Regions from separate parts of the Mus musculus genome. Here region 1 is linked to region 2. A link is a loop called in an ENCODE intact Hi-C map of the cell type or tissue named here. Cell type or tissue: left cerebral cortex. All regions are shown on one strand.

The links. Peaks named below come from ENCODE experiments on the same cell type or tissue, not always from the same donor. Only the 100,000 strongest peaks of a DNase experiment are listed, where the experiment ranks them.
Region 1: it touches region 2 in a loop (3-fold over the local background); 3 of 42 quality-filtered maps call a loop at or near these places.

What each region holds. Positions count from the first base shown.
Region 1 is chr9:110,046,510-110,054,509 of GRCm38, reverse strand. All of the region lies in intron 8 of Map4 (microtubule-associated protein 4), which reads right to left. Among named protein-coding and RNA genes, the nearest start is that of Dhx30, 67 kb to the left of the region's middle. In left cerebral cortex, no CTCF peak of the experiment used is centred here; DNase peaks (open chromatin) are centred at 971, 2,024, 2,472, 3,054 and 1 more place; H3K4me3 peaks cover 2,959 bases; H3K27ac peaks cover 3,370 bases.
Region 2 is chr9:109,928,293-109,936,292 of GRCm38, reverse strand. Map4 (microtubule-associated protein 4) reads right to left here and starts at 4,519. Exons shown (of 19, transcript NM_001205330.1): 1 at 4,353-4,519. In left cerebral cortex, CTCF peaks have their summits at 3,286, 3,494 and 4,409 (motif pointing right); DNase peaks (open chromatin) are centred at 3,235, 3,792, 4,645 and 5,389; H3K4me3 peaks cover 2,604 bases; H3K27ac peaks cover 2,305 bases.

The DNA of each region.
Region 1 (8,000 bases), 120 kb before region 2:
CCCCAATTATAAATTTAAAATAACATTTCATTAAAATGTACTCAAGAGAATACTGAAAATGGGTCCTAGGAAAAGTGACTACTTAAAACACCGAAACCAACCAACCAACCAAACAAAAAAACCCCACAAACAATAATAAAATTTGTGTTTTAAATGCCCGTTAACAAACACCATTGTGAATCATGATCCTTTGTGGACCCAGAGAAAAAACAGCTTCTTTAATCTATCAACAATGGCAGCAGTGGGGGGTGGAGAAGGGAAGGAAAGAAAAGGCAATGAAGAGGGCACAGATGGCAGCCCTACACCATTCACTGGTCCACAGTCTCTCTTCTCCCTAATTTCCTTTCTTCCTCTTCTTCTCCCCCACCTCCACAAAACACAGGAATAGAAAACTAGAAACATGACAGGGTCAAACAGGAAGGACATGGGGAGAATATTAAACAGCCAGGTATAAAAGGCTTTCTTTCAACTTCAACAAAAGTAAATCCTTCTCAAAAGCAGAAGGGAAAACAGCTTCCATCCAAACTGCAACTTAGCAGTGGTTAGTACTGATAAGCCTACTGTGACTCTATACAAAGTGATTCATTTTACAGGCGAGTGAATCAATCAGCAGCAGTGGGATGGCCAGAGCTCAAGAATCATTTGGTTCAAACCAATAGGATCAGAGGGGTGGAAGGATGGGGGATGGGATAGGGAGGTTGGCATGAGGTTAAGCAGCTCTAGTTTTTAATGCCTACCAATTTTGCCCCCACCCGTTGACAACCCAGCCAGCCAGTATCCACAGTGAAGCATTCAGCCTGACCCAGCCAGATTCACTGTGTTCTCCTGCCTCACTCCCAGAAAGCCTCCAACAAGGGAATTAAGCCTTCCCCCAGGTAGTCCCAGACTCCAGGAGTAACAAGCTGCTGACGCTCCTGTCCATCTATCACTTTGGCTTCTTCCTCACTGCCTGCCGGTTCCCAGTGGAGGCAAAATTTAGAAACATACCATCACGTGGGGTCTCTTCCAACAGCAATGATGGAATGCTCTGGGTTGCAGTGACCTCAATTTCTTTCTTCCCTGCCAGTGCCATCAGCTGTTTCTCGCCTCCCAGGCAGATGAAGGGACATGAATCAACTCTTGTCTCACCAGTATTTTCCTGCCCCTTTCCCTTGTGGCTTCCTTCGGGAATCTGTTCCAGCTTACTGTGGAGATACAGCCCAGCGATGCCCAGTTCCTTCTTCCCAGAGCTGTTGCTATCATTGCTGAAGTGGATCTGTTCTTCTCTCTCCTTGGCCACTGGTTCCTCGAAGGTTAAAGCAGTTGGTACCTGAGAAGCAGACAGGCTGGCCAGTTCCCCAGCACTCAATCTGCAGCTAGCTGACTGGTCCTCAGCCACAGTCATGGAGCGCCTCATGGCAGGCACCCCCAGCTTCCTGGGCATAGGGCTTGGCATTGGGCTACTGGTGGGAGGCAGCAGGTCAGAAGGAAGCTCCTCTCGGGCAGGCAGCTCAGGGTACTTATCGACAAGATTCACAGCTGGGGGCACTGAGAGATGGTAACACTCAGACAGGGCTCTTCGGATTGCCTTTTTCTGCTGGGGTACTTGGTCAAGCATAGGCCCCTCCTCAGAAGACCTTAATTTCTCCAACTCTTTATCCTGGCCTGCATTCAAATTTTCCTGAGTGAATTCCACCATAGTGATTGGTGGACTAGTGGTGGGCAAATGCTCACTAGTTGGGTCTGGGTGGGTGATAGCCACCAGTAATGGGGACTTATTATTAAGCTGCCCAGAGTTATCACTCATCACCCCAGTCACAGAGCAGCTGGAGACGAGGCCATTCTTCTCTTTTCCTGGAGTTGCAGCCTGAGGGCTCTGAGTTACTGAGTAAAAGTTGGCGTTCCAAGCACTGGTTTCTTGTTCCTCACCATGTTGAGTGAGAGTGTCAGCAGCCCCGGGAAAATTTAGATCTGGCTGGCTCTTGATCTCTAGTCCACTCTTCCCAGCCACCTTCCCCTGAACTGTAGCTGCTTTGTCTTTCCCCTCGGTGAGTCCCGGGTGGAACTCTGCTGCCTTCTGGTGAACTAAGTTCCCCTCCGAGGGCTGGCAGGTTCCTGAAATCACATACCCGCTCTCAAGGTGACCGGAGGTTTCTTGATACGCCTTGTTAGGCTTTTCGATGCTAAGTTCTTTGTCTAGCTTCCCCTCAAAAAAGCCGAGCTTATTCTGTTCCAGGAAGCTGGAATTCTTCACAAGCCTGTCTTTCAGCTGTCCATCCATGCTGACATTCAGCCCGATTTCATTCAGTTTACCCTCTGTCCTCTGCCATTCAAATCCATCCTGACCGATTTCTTTCCGGGAGTCCATCCCGCACTCTGGAGGGTTGCCTTTAGAGAGCTGCTCGTCCTCGGCAGCGAGAGCAGCAGTGAGCGCGGCTGGCTGCTTCTCTGGAAGCGACATCGTCCCTTTCACTGCTCCCCACTCACTCTTGGAGCTCTTGCACCACCCACGCTCACGGGTCTTGCAGTGACATCACAGCAAGCTCCTGGGATTCAGGGTAAGCTCTCTAGTTCTCCCAGTCTCCCTTTCTCCTAAAGCAGCTGGGTGCTAAATGCATTTACCAGGTGTAAAAAGGGAAGAATGAACAAAAAAAAAGAGAAAGAACGCCACTGTGTGTTAATCTGTATATATAATTTCCTGCTAGCTAGCACTCTGTTCATCCCTGTAATTTAAAATACAGTACGGTGCCAATTCAGGCACGGAGGACAGTAATTATGTCAGCTTTACATATAGATATATGTATACCCACACATTCATTTATCTCATTCTATGCCCAGCCTGCTGAATTCACTCAACTCAAAAAAAAAAAAAAAACTGTTTTAAAATAAGTAAGGCTCATTTGCCAATTCTCGGCTATAACTACTGAAGAATAACGATTCCAGAAAATTGCTCAAATTTTCACTTAAAACAAACACCTTAATGTTAAATAAAGACTGAGGAATCCAATCCTTGGAGGGAGGGTGGGTTTTGCTGTCATGGCAGCTCATTCCATTCTCTCACTGGATGGGCTCCACACTCACTTGTGGCCTGGAAGTATCTGCCTCTCCTCTCCACTCCTCTCACTGGCCCACTCCCATCCTGGAGAGAGCTTTCCCCTCTATGTGCACCCAGCACAGCCCATTTACAAGTCAAAGACCAACTTTCTGGAGTGGTTCCCTTCAGCCATGTGGGTTCCAGGGATCAAACTCAAGGTTATGAGGCTTTTTCACAACTGACCCATCTTGTCCTCCCAACTGTCTCTGTTTCCTTATAAAATCCAAAACCTTAATTAGGTAGAATTTCCAAAAACCCATCAGTTCTACTGGTTGGTTTCTGTCCTGGGAGCTTATTAAAGGGCTCATTCATACACTTTTAATCCTAGTATTGAAGGGGCAGATGCAAGTGGATCAGTGGGAGTGTGAAGCCAGCTTGGGCTACATAGTGAAGCCCTCTCTTAAAAAGTTACCAGTGCACTATAGGCTTTGGGAATGAATCCCAATAATAAGACACTTAAGTCCAACTGTAAGCCACATTTTTGCTTCTTCCTGATTCTGTCATGAGCTGAGTGCTACCACCTCTGTTCCTTCCAGAGGCTGACTGTGTGGACACACTGACTACAGTTCAGTTCATCGTCTTTTGATCTCTAGACTCAGGAACAAATCTATGTCTTGGAGCTTTTCCTGCTCATTAGAACACACTGCCTCCATTTAGTGCAGTCACAACCCTTTTTTTCCCTGTGTTTTCACCAATTATATATTTAGGACTGAGTGATCATATAACACAATTCATGGGCTAGAAGGAACCGCCTTACACTGTAAAAATGTAGAGTGCACCGCTGGAACAAAGCTGGCTTTGTCATAGGGCTTGTAACTCACTACCTGTCCCAACACAGGCTCCTGTGAAATACTCTATCAAGAATCCTAAAAAGGATGCTTTCTGATAGCCAAACTGGTGGTATACATCCCTACAGGGGGAGTATATACATCCCTATAAGGACTCAGAATGCCAAGGCAAGTGGCCAGCATAGGAAATGCACTAAGACCCTGCCTCAACTTAAAGAAAGAAAACCAGACCTATCTATCTTTGGTTTGAGAACAAATGTGCTGGATCCAGAGCACTGCTGAAATCCCTGTGCATCCTTTATGTGCAAGTCTCTCTGGATTACTGAGTTCTAGAACTCAGATTCCCATGAAGTTTTTTAAAACATGAGTTCTCAGGCCAGTATGTTTAGTTGCCACCTCACCTCAGGTAGCAGTATGTCTGAACATGATGGCTACACAATGGCTGAGTGCCATCAAATGTCTAAAGCAAGAATGCCCACAGAAACAAGTGCCACAGAAACTTGCTCCAGAGAGTCAAATTATTGTGACTTAGGCTTCCCTACTAGTAAAGAAAAAAAGGAAAAAAAAAAAGACAAAGTAACCACCATCACACACAAAACATGCCATTTAAGACCTACTTTCAATATCTATTTAATAGAAAAGAAAAAAAGAAAAGCTAACTCTCAAAATCTAACTCACTAAAAGAAATTATCCCATTTGCGGAATCCCTTAAAAGTTTTCTATAAAACCAGTACTGCAAGGACATGGAAATGTGTACATAGGATGCTGTAACAACAGCTCCTGTAACCTTAGTCCCTCATTTTATGGACAGGTCCAAATAAATAAATAAATAAATAAATAAATAAATAAATAAATAAATAAATAAATAAATAAATGGAAGTGTTCTGCTGGGAAAGCCAAGGTCTCATTTCTGACCAGCCTTTCTGCACCACTGAATAAGAATTCACTTTATTTACTGGATGACACACTCTGAAAAAAGTCCCCCAACTCTGGAGCTGGTGTCAAACCCAGGGTCCTGCAAGTGCTAGGCAAACATTCTTCTACTTAGCCAATTCCCCAGCCCAACGCTTATTTTTAAAAAAGGAAAAGAAATGTGTGTGTATAAATGCATATGGCCAGAGGACAGTCTTGAGTGTCATTTTTAGGAACATCATATCATCTACCTCTCTTTTTTTAAATTTTTATTTGATGTATGAATGCTCTGCTACATGTATGCTTGCATGCCAGAAGAAGGTATCAGATCCCTTTATAGATGTCCATAAACCACCATGTGGGTGCTGGGAATTGAACTTAGGACCTCTAGAAGAGCAGTCAGTGTTCTAAACTACTGAGCCTTCTCTCCAGCTCCATCTACTGCCTTTGAGACGGGCTTTCATTGGCTTGGACAATTACGTTAGACAGGGTGAACAGTGAGTAGATCCAAGGATCCTCCTGCTTCTATCTCCTTAGCACTGAGATCACAAGTATAACCCACCTGTCCATGGGTTCTAGGGATCAAATTCAGGCCTTCAGGTATATAAGGCAAACGCTGAGTGACCTATTTCCCTAGTTCTTCCTTTTCAAATCTACTTACTTTACTTCACTACCCATTCTCTACCCCACCCCTTTAGACAAGGTCTTCTACATAGCCCTGCCTGGTCTGTAACTTACTATCTAAACCAGGCTGGCCTAGAAATCAACAGCCTACCTTTGCCTCCCAAATGTTAGGAATAAAAGTGTGTGCCACCATACCTGACCAACTTATTTACTTTTTGAATCAGGGTATTACTGCGAAGCCTATACTCAGTATCTTCCCGCTTCAAGCCTTCTGAGTATATCATCATACTCAGTGCTGGCTCTCCAGTTTATTGTCTCCTTAATTAGCAAAGAAAAATAGTTTAATATGTATTTGAGACAGGACTCGTAAGCATAGGATGACCTCAAATATACTAGTCCATTGGAGTTTCACAGAACTCTTTCCAGATTATAAACCACATGGTAATCTTTCTGATAGCTCTAGAAGAAGGAAGGAAGGGAGGAAGGAAGGAAGGAAGGAAGGAAGGAAGGAAGGAAGGAGCCCTGTCTATACCTGCCAATGGTGACCAGCATAGAGGTAGATGAACAGTAAAATAGTCTCTTATAAAAGCACTACAGAGGCAGAAACAGGCAGATCTCTTTGAGTCCAGGCCAGCCTGGGTCTACATAGTGAGTTCAAGGACAGCCAGGGCTATGTAGTGAGACCCCGTCTCAAAACAACAATAAATAATGTTAGTGAAAGGATAGATTTCCTTCAGCAACATTTCTGTATTATTTATTCTGATTCCCTCCTATCATTTTAGCAGCCTTCAATAACTTACAAGAGCTTTTTTATTCTTTTCTCAACACTGGGATTTGAACCTGGGGCCTCAAACCCGGGGCTGTTATTACTGAGCACCAGTCCTAATCCAAGAACAAACAATGTGGAATGTCTTTTGGTCATATGGTTTGAGGTTCTATTTTATTCAAGTTAAGTCTGATAAGAGTACATGGATTCCTATGTCTGGTTACAAAGTAGTTTCTAATGTCAGGCAAGGTTCCAAGGGGTTTTGTATAGTCAGATGTACTGGCAGATGTTTTTCGTTTTCTGTGCCTGGGATTGGTATTTAACCTGTTCAGAGCCTTGTGATTTTTATGCTCTATGGTTGGTTTCACTGCATTCTCATTAGTTGCCAAGGCAACACTATATTCCAGATTGACCAACTGTTCTGTTACTGTCTCCGGGAACCGGTTCTAATAAATTATCATTACAATGAAAGTCAGTAATTCTAATTACCATGACTGATGGTACTCCTGACTAATATAAACTAAAGGTTAAGAACTTATAATCTGTTTTCTTATTTGGATATATTAATAGTTACACAAATCTATATTCAAAACCAAATCAAACCATATTTCACTGAATTTTAGGAACATATCTTAGTACATGTTCAACTCAAGAACATCATGACTTTCCCTGATTAACATCCAAAAGTTGGGAAGTGAACAGACAGAATAAAAAGAATGAACTTAGTAATCTGATTCATGTAAACTCAAAGCATTAAAATGAAGGACATGAAAACTCTACCAACAAGCATAAAGAAAAGGAAGTGACCCAACTAAAACCTAACAGAAACAAGACCCTGTCCACCAATTATTTCCAGATCCCCTGTCTATGGAGGCACCCAGGACTCCCTAGAGTCTTCAGCAGTTTATCTTCTTTTCCCCATTCTAAACTCAAAAGGCATTAGAGATTTCACTGTTTCCCCAATGACTTATCTGCAATGACATCATAACATCTGCCACCTGCTCAAATACTCCATGAACCTCCTGCCACTATGCCATCATACAAGCCCTGCAATGCTTTGCTTAGGAACCATTCAGCCCTGAACTCTTCTTGCTCTGCTATGGAGACTCAGTCCCCTTTGCTTCATCTCCATAGCACATGGCTCATACTTATGTCCACTATTTGCAAAGCAGCAGGCAATGTTAATTTGTGTGCAAACTTATACAAATGACACCACTGCTAAACAGTTTAAAGAGTAACATTTTGAATTTGCCCACAGGTGAGATGATCTTCCTTCTTTGGATATGTCACAGGGAAAACCAGGAAAGTCCCATTTACTTTCATAATTACAACGGTGAAATTTGTAAGTTTATCTTTATCATGTTTCTTGAATCGCCTAATGCTCTGTCAGCCAGAGAATAAAAGTTATGGTGAGAGAATGTGAAGAACTCCTTAAGCAGGGTAGCTCCATAATGGAGTGCTTGTGTAGGTTATGTGAAGCCAGGCTGCTAGCTTCAACATGGCAGGGGAAAAAAATATTAGTATCCTTTGGAAGAAGACATATAAATATGAAACTTTATTTCAGTGTTGAGAGTACTTACATGTGATGCTATGTGATTAACCCCACCTCACATCTAGTCACCCACCAGTCAATGCAGGATAACCAACATTTGCAAATATATATATATATATATATATATATATATATATATATATATATATACTTTTTTTTTTTTTTTGGTTTTTCAAGACAGGTTTTCTCTGTAGCCCTGGCTGTCCTGGAACTCACTCTGTAGACCAGGCTGGCCTCAAACTCAGAAATCCGCCTGCCTCTGCCTCCCGAGTACTGGGATCAAAA
Region 2 (8,000 bases):
TACTTCTCATCTCTGATTTTCTTGCATTTAATTACCTATTCTTTTTTTAAATTTATTTATTACTATACATAAGTAGCTGACTGCAGATGTGTCAGACCTCATTTCAGGTGGTTGTGAGTCACCCTGTGGTTACTGGGATTTGAACTCAGGACCTTTGGAAGAGCAGTCAGTGCTCTTACCCACTGAGCCATCTCTCCAGCCCTTAACTACCTATTCTTAACATTAAAAAAATAATAAGATTGGGAATACAGCTGAGCAGCAGAGATTTCCCTACCTTGTGCAAAGCTTTAGCCCTTGAACTGAGTGTAGTGTCACACGAATTCAAAGCCAGCCAGGGATATATAATAAAACCCTGTCTCAATAATAATAATCCACAAATTTTGAAATTGTCAACTACAAAGGTCTACAGTCAAAACTCAATCACCAAATTTGAAAGCAAAGTTAGGAAGAACCAAATCTCTAACTAAAGCTAAGCTATCTAGCTATAATACCAAAGCTGAATGCTGATATAGAACTGTGATATTCCCAAGCAAGAAGATGGCTTTAGTCCAGGAGCTTTTAGACCAGCCTGGGCAACACAAGACCCCAATCTCAGCGGAAAAAAGAAAATCCAGGTGCTTCCTTCAGTTGTCAGCAAACAATAGAAAATACTTTAATATAAAATGTAACCTTATTTGTATATTTGAGATTTTACCATACGCATACTGTTAAACATATGAATGGATTTGTTTTTCAACCTGAAAAGGGAAAATATTGGGAACATACCCCAATCTAGGTACAGTAAGCATATGCTTATAATCCTAACATTTGAAAAGCTTAAGCACAGCCAGGTAGTGGTGGTTCATGCCTTTAATCCTAGCATTCAGGAGACAGAAGCAAGTGGATCTCTGAGTTCTCGGCCAACCTGGTCTACAGAGCTCCAGAACAGCCAGGGAGGGCTACAGAGACAAACCCTGTCTTGGAGTGGGGTATACATGGACACACATCGGTGGTGAATGCTTTTTAATCTAACTAAGGCAGCAGGTGAATCTCTGAATTCAATGCCAGCCTGGTCTACAAATGGAGTTCTAGAATAGCCAGGGCTCAAAAAAACAAAAACAAAAGAACAAAAAAATAAAGGAATATGGATGAAGAGGATTGCTCTGAGCTCAGCTAAGGCCCAGGCCAGACTACATAGTAAAGTTCCAGGCCAGCCTGGGCTACAGAAAAAACCTTGTCTCCAAAAGTCTACAAAACAGGAGCACGGGAAATGGCTCAGAGGTTAAGACCAATTGTTGCTCTAGCAGAAGGCCCAGATTGGTTCCCAACACTCACATAGTAGCTCAGAGCCATTCCTGCCTTAAGGGATCCAACCCCTTCTCCTTACTTCCACGGGCACTAAACACGGTGCACATACAGAGGCAAAACACTCATGCATAAAATAAATAAACATAAAATAAAATTTTAAAAAATAATACAAGTCTCTAGCGGCAAGGCAGGGGCATCTCTGTGGGTTCAAGGACAGCCAGAGCGAGAGAGACCCTGTCTCTGACTCAAAAAAAGAAAAGAAAAAAAGCAAGATATAATAGTGAGAAGACCTGACAGCTCCGCCCAGCTCAGCAGATAAAAGCACTTGCTGCCAAGTCTGAATTTGAGTTCAATACCCAAACCCCAGGTAAATAGAGACTGACTCCCAAAGTTGTCCTCTGACCTCCACACTCATACGCACGTGCACACATACACGCACATACACACACATACACACACACACACACACACACACACACACACAGTAAATGTAAAAATAAGTAAAATATTAATCCCAGCACTTGGGAGGCAGAGGCAGGCGGATTTCTGAGTTCAAGGCCAGCCTGGTCTACAAAGTGAGTTCCAGGACAGCCAGGGCTGTACAGAGAAACCCTGTCTTGAAAAACCAAAAAAAAAAAAAAAAAAAAAAGAAAAAGAAAAAAAAGTAAAATAAATACAATAAGAGACACACCCTTGCATTTTCATTGCCCTCATTGTAATACTATAATCAACTGGTTTACTGATTAGGCTACCAAGAACAATGGAGGTGTTTTTGGGCCAGTGGATAATTAAATCCAATTGTGTACAAGGCATCAATACTTCAACAAGTACTGAAACCTGACTCATAAATCTCTGCTGAGTGTGTTTCCATCAGTATATCCCCCCCCCCTTTTTTTTCTTTTTTTTTTGGTTTTTCGAGACAAGGTTCCTTTGTGTAGCCCTAGCTATCCTGAAACTCACTCTGTAGACCAGCCTGGCCTCAAATTCAGAAATCCACCTGCCTCTGTCTCCCAAGTGCTGGAATTAAAGGTGTGCGCCACCACTGCCTGGCAAGTATATTCGCTTTCATTTAAAAAGCCCCTGGAAGGGCTGGCGAGATGCCTCAGAGATTAAGAGCACTGATTGCTCTTCCAAAGGTCCTGAGTTCACAATCCCAGCAACCACCCGTAAAGAGATCTGATGCCCTCTTCTGCTGGGTATGAAGTCAGTTACAGTGTACCTATGTATAATGATAAATAAATCTTTGAGCCAGAGCAAGCAGGGACTGGGTGAGAGGGGCTGACCAGAGAGCAAGCAGTGTTAACCCGAGCGAGCAGAGGTCCTAAAAAGAAAAAAAAATTCATTTGCCAATAACCACATGAAGGCTCATAACCACATGTACAGCTACATAAATCCTTTTTTTTGTAAACCCCTGAAAGATGGTAGGTACTAGCTCAAAAAGCAATAGTTTTAATTACTTTAAGCTAAGTGTAAAACGAGATTATGACTGACTTAAAAATATCAGCTTTGAAGGAAATGGTATGGACCATCAGACTCCATCAATTGAAAAGCCATGAACATATTCCCCAAAGTGGAGAAAAAGTTACAAAGTTGCAAGTACCTGCATCATAGTACAGACAGATCCAGCCTCTTGCTTAGCAACTGCAGTGTTGTCTACAAAACACTCAGCCTGTCATAGTCAGGGCATGACAACTGTTCACCCTAAATCCATGTGCTCAGCTTGGATTCAGGATTGATTTATAAAAATAGCTGCTGCTGCTGGTCTTTGAATCTCTGCGCTGATGACTGGGCAGTGTTACCCTATAGGCCTAGAGCAGCTGTATTTCCCTTACCACACCCATCGCTCTGCCTACCCAGCCAAGCTGCCGGCAACCGCCCCCCTCCCGTTTGTCACCCTCCCACCCCCACCCCCCAACTCTACACCATACTATTCTCCCTCCTCCTGGGCTGAGTGAGCAAATTACAAGCACAAATATCCCCTGATGCAATGCCACAACCATCCCTGGGAAAGAGCAGAGGCAGTTGCCAAAAGCGCAGCAGTAGGAAAACGGGCGGGAGACACTCGCAGGGAGCAAGAAACACTGCAGAGGCCCTGGGGAGAAATTCTGTAACTGGACCAGCGGAGGGCAAGGAGAAAGGGGGATTCCAGCAAAAGGCTGGGTAACACTAATCTTGCCTGAGAAGTACAGGCTACAACTCCGCTCCAGGAGGGGGCGAGTTCTGGATTCCTAAAACACAAACCTGTGGGGAAATCAGCCTCTTCCCCTAAAGACCAAATGCATTTAATCTACACAATCCAAGAGATAAGCAAACCCTCCCCAAAACGCCCAGGAGGCAATCTCAAGTAAAGTTGAGTTCCGACAGTAACAGTCCAAAAGAGCTCGTCCCGGGTGCTAAAATAAACCACAATCTCTGCTCCGAGTAACGTTTCCGACAGCCGCTGCTAGCCCTGGTCCCTGTTTCCGGACTCCGCACCCTTAACGTGACCCCTTTTGCATTCCCGAAGCCAGACACTAGATGCGCGTCAGTCCCCAAAGTGTGCGGGACCCACGCACACAAGGGCTCGAGTTGGATTCTCCAGACCACCCCTCGGCCCCACCCATAACCCCCAGAAGGGACACGCAGAGCTCGCCTCAGTCCCCACATACACGGACGCCCCTCCTGAAGCCTGGAGAAACGACCCCGGCGTCCTTCTGCATCCCGAACCCCACCCAAGGGCCCAGGCTGCAGTCGACCCTCAGTGTCCCGGCTCAGCACATGCCCAGCCTGAGGCAAGCCCCTCGGCTCCACAACCTCCGAAGCCCTGATACAAAATCTCTCCGCCCGCCTCGCCCCCTACGGTCCCCTCAGAAGGCGTCTCAGAAACTCCGAAGGTCACGCCCGCAGGCCCCCCACCAGGCCCCCTCTCTCAACCACCCCGGCGTCCCGTAGGCGGACAGCCACCGCCCTTCCCCGCCTCGGGAGGGACCTGCGGGGTCCCCGGCGGCCACCGCGAGAACCTGGGCGGGAGTCGTGGAGGTTAGTGAGGAGGCCGACCCTCCGATCTCAATCACAGCCGCACCTACCCGCCGCCGCCGCCGAGCCCAAGCCGGAGCCGCAGGAAGCCGGGAGAGGGCAGAGAGGAGCCGGGAGCAGCCGGGAGGAGCCGCAGAAGCCACAGACCTAGCCGGAGGGGCGGGGCACAGGGAGGTGGCCGCTTCCTCGTCGCCCTCTTGAAGGCCGGCACGAAGGCGGAGCGTGCTCGCCGTCAGCGGGTGCCGCCCCAGCCAATGGGCGCCACCGAAGGGCGGGCCGAGGCGCCGCGAACCAATCCACGCCGGCCCCTACTCCTCGCCCTCTCCGTGGAAGCAGCACGAGTGGCGGACCGTTGGCGCGGCGCGCGTCGGGGGTCTAGACTGCGGCCTCCCGCCCGCGGATGCCTCAGCGAATGGCGAGGCTCAGGCCGCCTCCGCCGTTCTGAGAGGGCCGCCGCTTCCTTTTCCAGCAGAAAGGATGCTAGTGTCAGGCGCACGCGCCTGCGTACGGGTGGGCCTGAGTGGGCCCCGCCGGCCCTGACTGGTGGGCTCTATGATGTAATCTGGGAGGGGCGGGGGCGGGGCCTTGGGTTCACTGCTAACCGCGAGGAACTGACTGGGAGCTGAGGGCGCAGCTCATAGTAGCTGCCTGAAACGTGGCTGGACCAAGTTGAGAAGGAACATTGTTGAATGCAAAACTGATTATATGGGGCCGGGCGTGGTGGCGCACGCCTTTAATCCCAGCACTCGGGAGGCAGAGGCAGGCGGATTTCTGAGTTCGAGGCCAGCCTGGTCTACAAAGTAAGGTCCAGGACAGCCAGGGCTCTACAGAGAAACCCTGTCTCGAAAAACAAACAAACAAACAAGAAAAAACTGATTATATAATTGGGAGTGTATTTAGTAACTTAAATAATTTCATGTTTCTTTTAGTTTTTTTCTTTTTTCAACGTAGTTACTTGAAAACTTAAAGATCACCTTTGTTCTGTTTTGGGTTTTTTGCACAGTGCCTCCCACCATAGCGCAGGCTGGCCTGAAATTCACTTTGCATCACCCACCTCCCTCAGAGTGATGGCAATCCCTCAGCCTCAGCCTCCTGAGTGTTGAGATTACAAATTTGAGCCGCCATACACAGCTAAAATTACCTCCTCCTACTCTCCTCTCCCCGCCCCCCTCCTCTAGAGTGTCACTACGGTCACATTATATTGCCTGTGCATAGTACTGGTCCAGAAGAAATAGTGATACCCAACTCCTTTATGCTTATTCCATGATCCACATATCTTAATCATCACAAGAGCCCTACATGGTTAATATATCCTCAGTGCCCTTTGTAGTTTTAGTTATGAGCCTTATCTTTAATAGTTTAATTTTCTCTCCAGCACTCCTCATTCTCATTATGTTAACAGGCAAGTTTAGTAACACCACAGTGTCAACAAGACAATGTTTGGCTAGTGGGGCTTTAACTTCAGTAGCCAGGTGCTAGGATTGTAAACTCAGGCATATAGGGGTTACCAGGAGAACTTGGTTAGGAAGTACAGCTGTGCTTTTGTAGCCTTAGGAAAGGTAAGCCTCAGTTTCCTCGTTTATGAAAATTAGATAATAGTCACTCTCAATAAAGTTACTAATAGGATGCCAAAGGTAAAATACCATATTCCCGATGAAGTCTCAGCATGGCTAAACAAATTATGTAAACCTGTGGAAGACTTCTAAACCTTTCTGTATCGATATTGTGTAACAGTTTCCTCCAAGATTGGAACTTTCCATTAAGCAGGAAGGCCCTGAAACCATCTAGTTTTACTAGGCTACTTCCTGCCAGAGTTCAGCGTCCCTCTCAGAAAAGAAGACCTACGCAGTAAAGAAGATTCTCAGAAGAGCAAAAGTTGCAGACTCTTAAGACCAGACCAGCTGCCTGAGAGAAGCAGAGACCAGCCAAGCCGCCTGGAAGAGGTTTAGACCAGCCTTACTTACTCAACCCATTGAGTGGCCTGCAGGCTATGCAGTGTGCCCCAGTTTTCCCAATTTGTGAGTTGTTACCAGTATTGGGGTGGGCCTTGGTGATTCAGCTGTCTTTGAGTCATTTCTGCTACTGTCAGTAACCCCTCACTCATATTTCATCATAGTACTGAAGGTAGCCCCAATAAAACTAATTGGTTCACCAAGCTGGGCTTTGGTTTGTCATGAGTTTCCTCTCTGGGATAAGTAGACTTCTGTATTGCATTTCCCCAGGGAAAGTTTTGTCACACAATACTCATTCATTTAAGCAGTAAATGGAGATGATGATAATATACATGAGATCCATATTAGTAACTGTCCTAAAGTACATACATAGTTACTTACGATTTAGTAGACATAGTTTACTGTTAAAGCCATAGTAACTGGAGAAATGGGTCAGCGGTTAAGAGCACTGACTGGTTTTCTAGAGGTCCTGAGTTCAATTCCCAGCCACAACATGGTGGCTCAAAACCATCTGTCATGGAAATTGATGCCCTCTTCTGGTGTGTCGTGTGTCTGAAGACAGCTACAATGTGCTCATATATATTAAATCATATTTTAAAAAATCATAGTAACTAACCTAATGTAACAATACACACCTTTAATCCCAGCACTTGAGAGGCAGAGGCAGGCAGATCTCTGTGAGCTCAAGTTCAGCCTGATTTACACAGCTTATTCCATGCAAGCCAGAGAGATGGTGAGAGCCTATCTCAAAAAAATTTTAGGGCTGGGGAGATGGCGTAGCGGGTAAGAGCACTGACTGCTTGCTCTCCTAGAGGTCCTGAGTTCAAATCCCAGCAACCACATGGTGGCTCACAACCATCTATAATGAGATCTGACATCCTCTTTGGTGCATCTGAAGACATCTACAGTGTAGTTAGATATAATAAATAAATCTTTTAAAATTTTTTTTAATTAATTAAAAAAAAAAAAACCTAAGAGAGCAAAAGGATGCCCTGGCATTGTGTGCTGAGGCAATTGGATACCAAGTTAAGGTCAACTAGGCCACCTAAGGTCAAGAACAGCCTGAGCCATATAATGAGACTGTGTCTTTTTTGTTTTGAGTTTTGTTTTGTGTTTTGTTTTTTCGAAACAGGGTTTCTCTATATTACAGCCTTGACTGTCCTAGAATTCTTTGTAAACCTTGCTGGCCTCAGACTCTCAGAGATCCACCTGATTCTGCTTCCCAGATGATGGGGTTAGCCCAGCTGAGACTGTCTCTGTAAAAATAATAATAATAATAAGCTGTGTGGTGATGGTGCAGGACCTTAATACCAGCCCTCAGAAGGCAGAGGCAGAGGACCTTAATACCAGCACTCAGAAGGCAGAGACAGGGGCAGGAGCAGGGACAGGCAGCCTACAAAGTAATTTCCAGGATAGCCAGGACTACACAGAAAAACCCTGTCTCCAAGAAGCAAAACAACAATAATAAGAGTCCAGTGGTCCGTGCTTGTAATTCCATTATTTGGTAAGTGGGAGTTGGAGGATCAGGAGTTCAAGGCCAGCCTGGGATACATGAGACCCTATATCAAATAAACAAAAAAAGTAAAGGTTTTGTGGGAAAGATACAGAACTATAAATAGATAACCATAGAAAGACCATTAATACAACCCAGAAAAGCAAAATATCTGTTATAGATTGCACAGCTGTTATTTAGTGAATCAGAAACCTTGAGCAGGGACTGGAGAGATGGCTCAGTGTTTGAGAGCA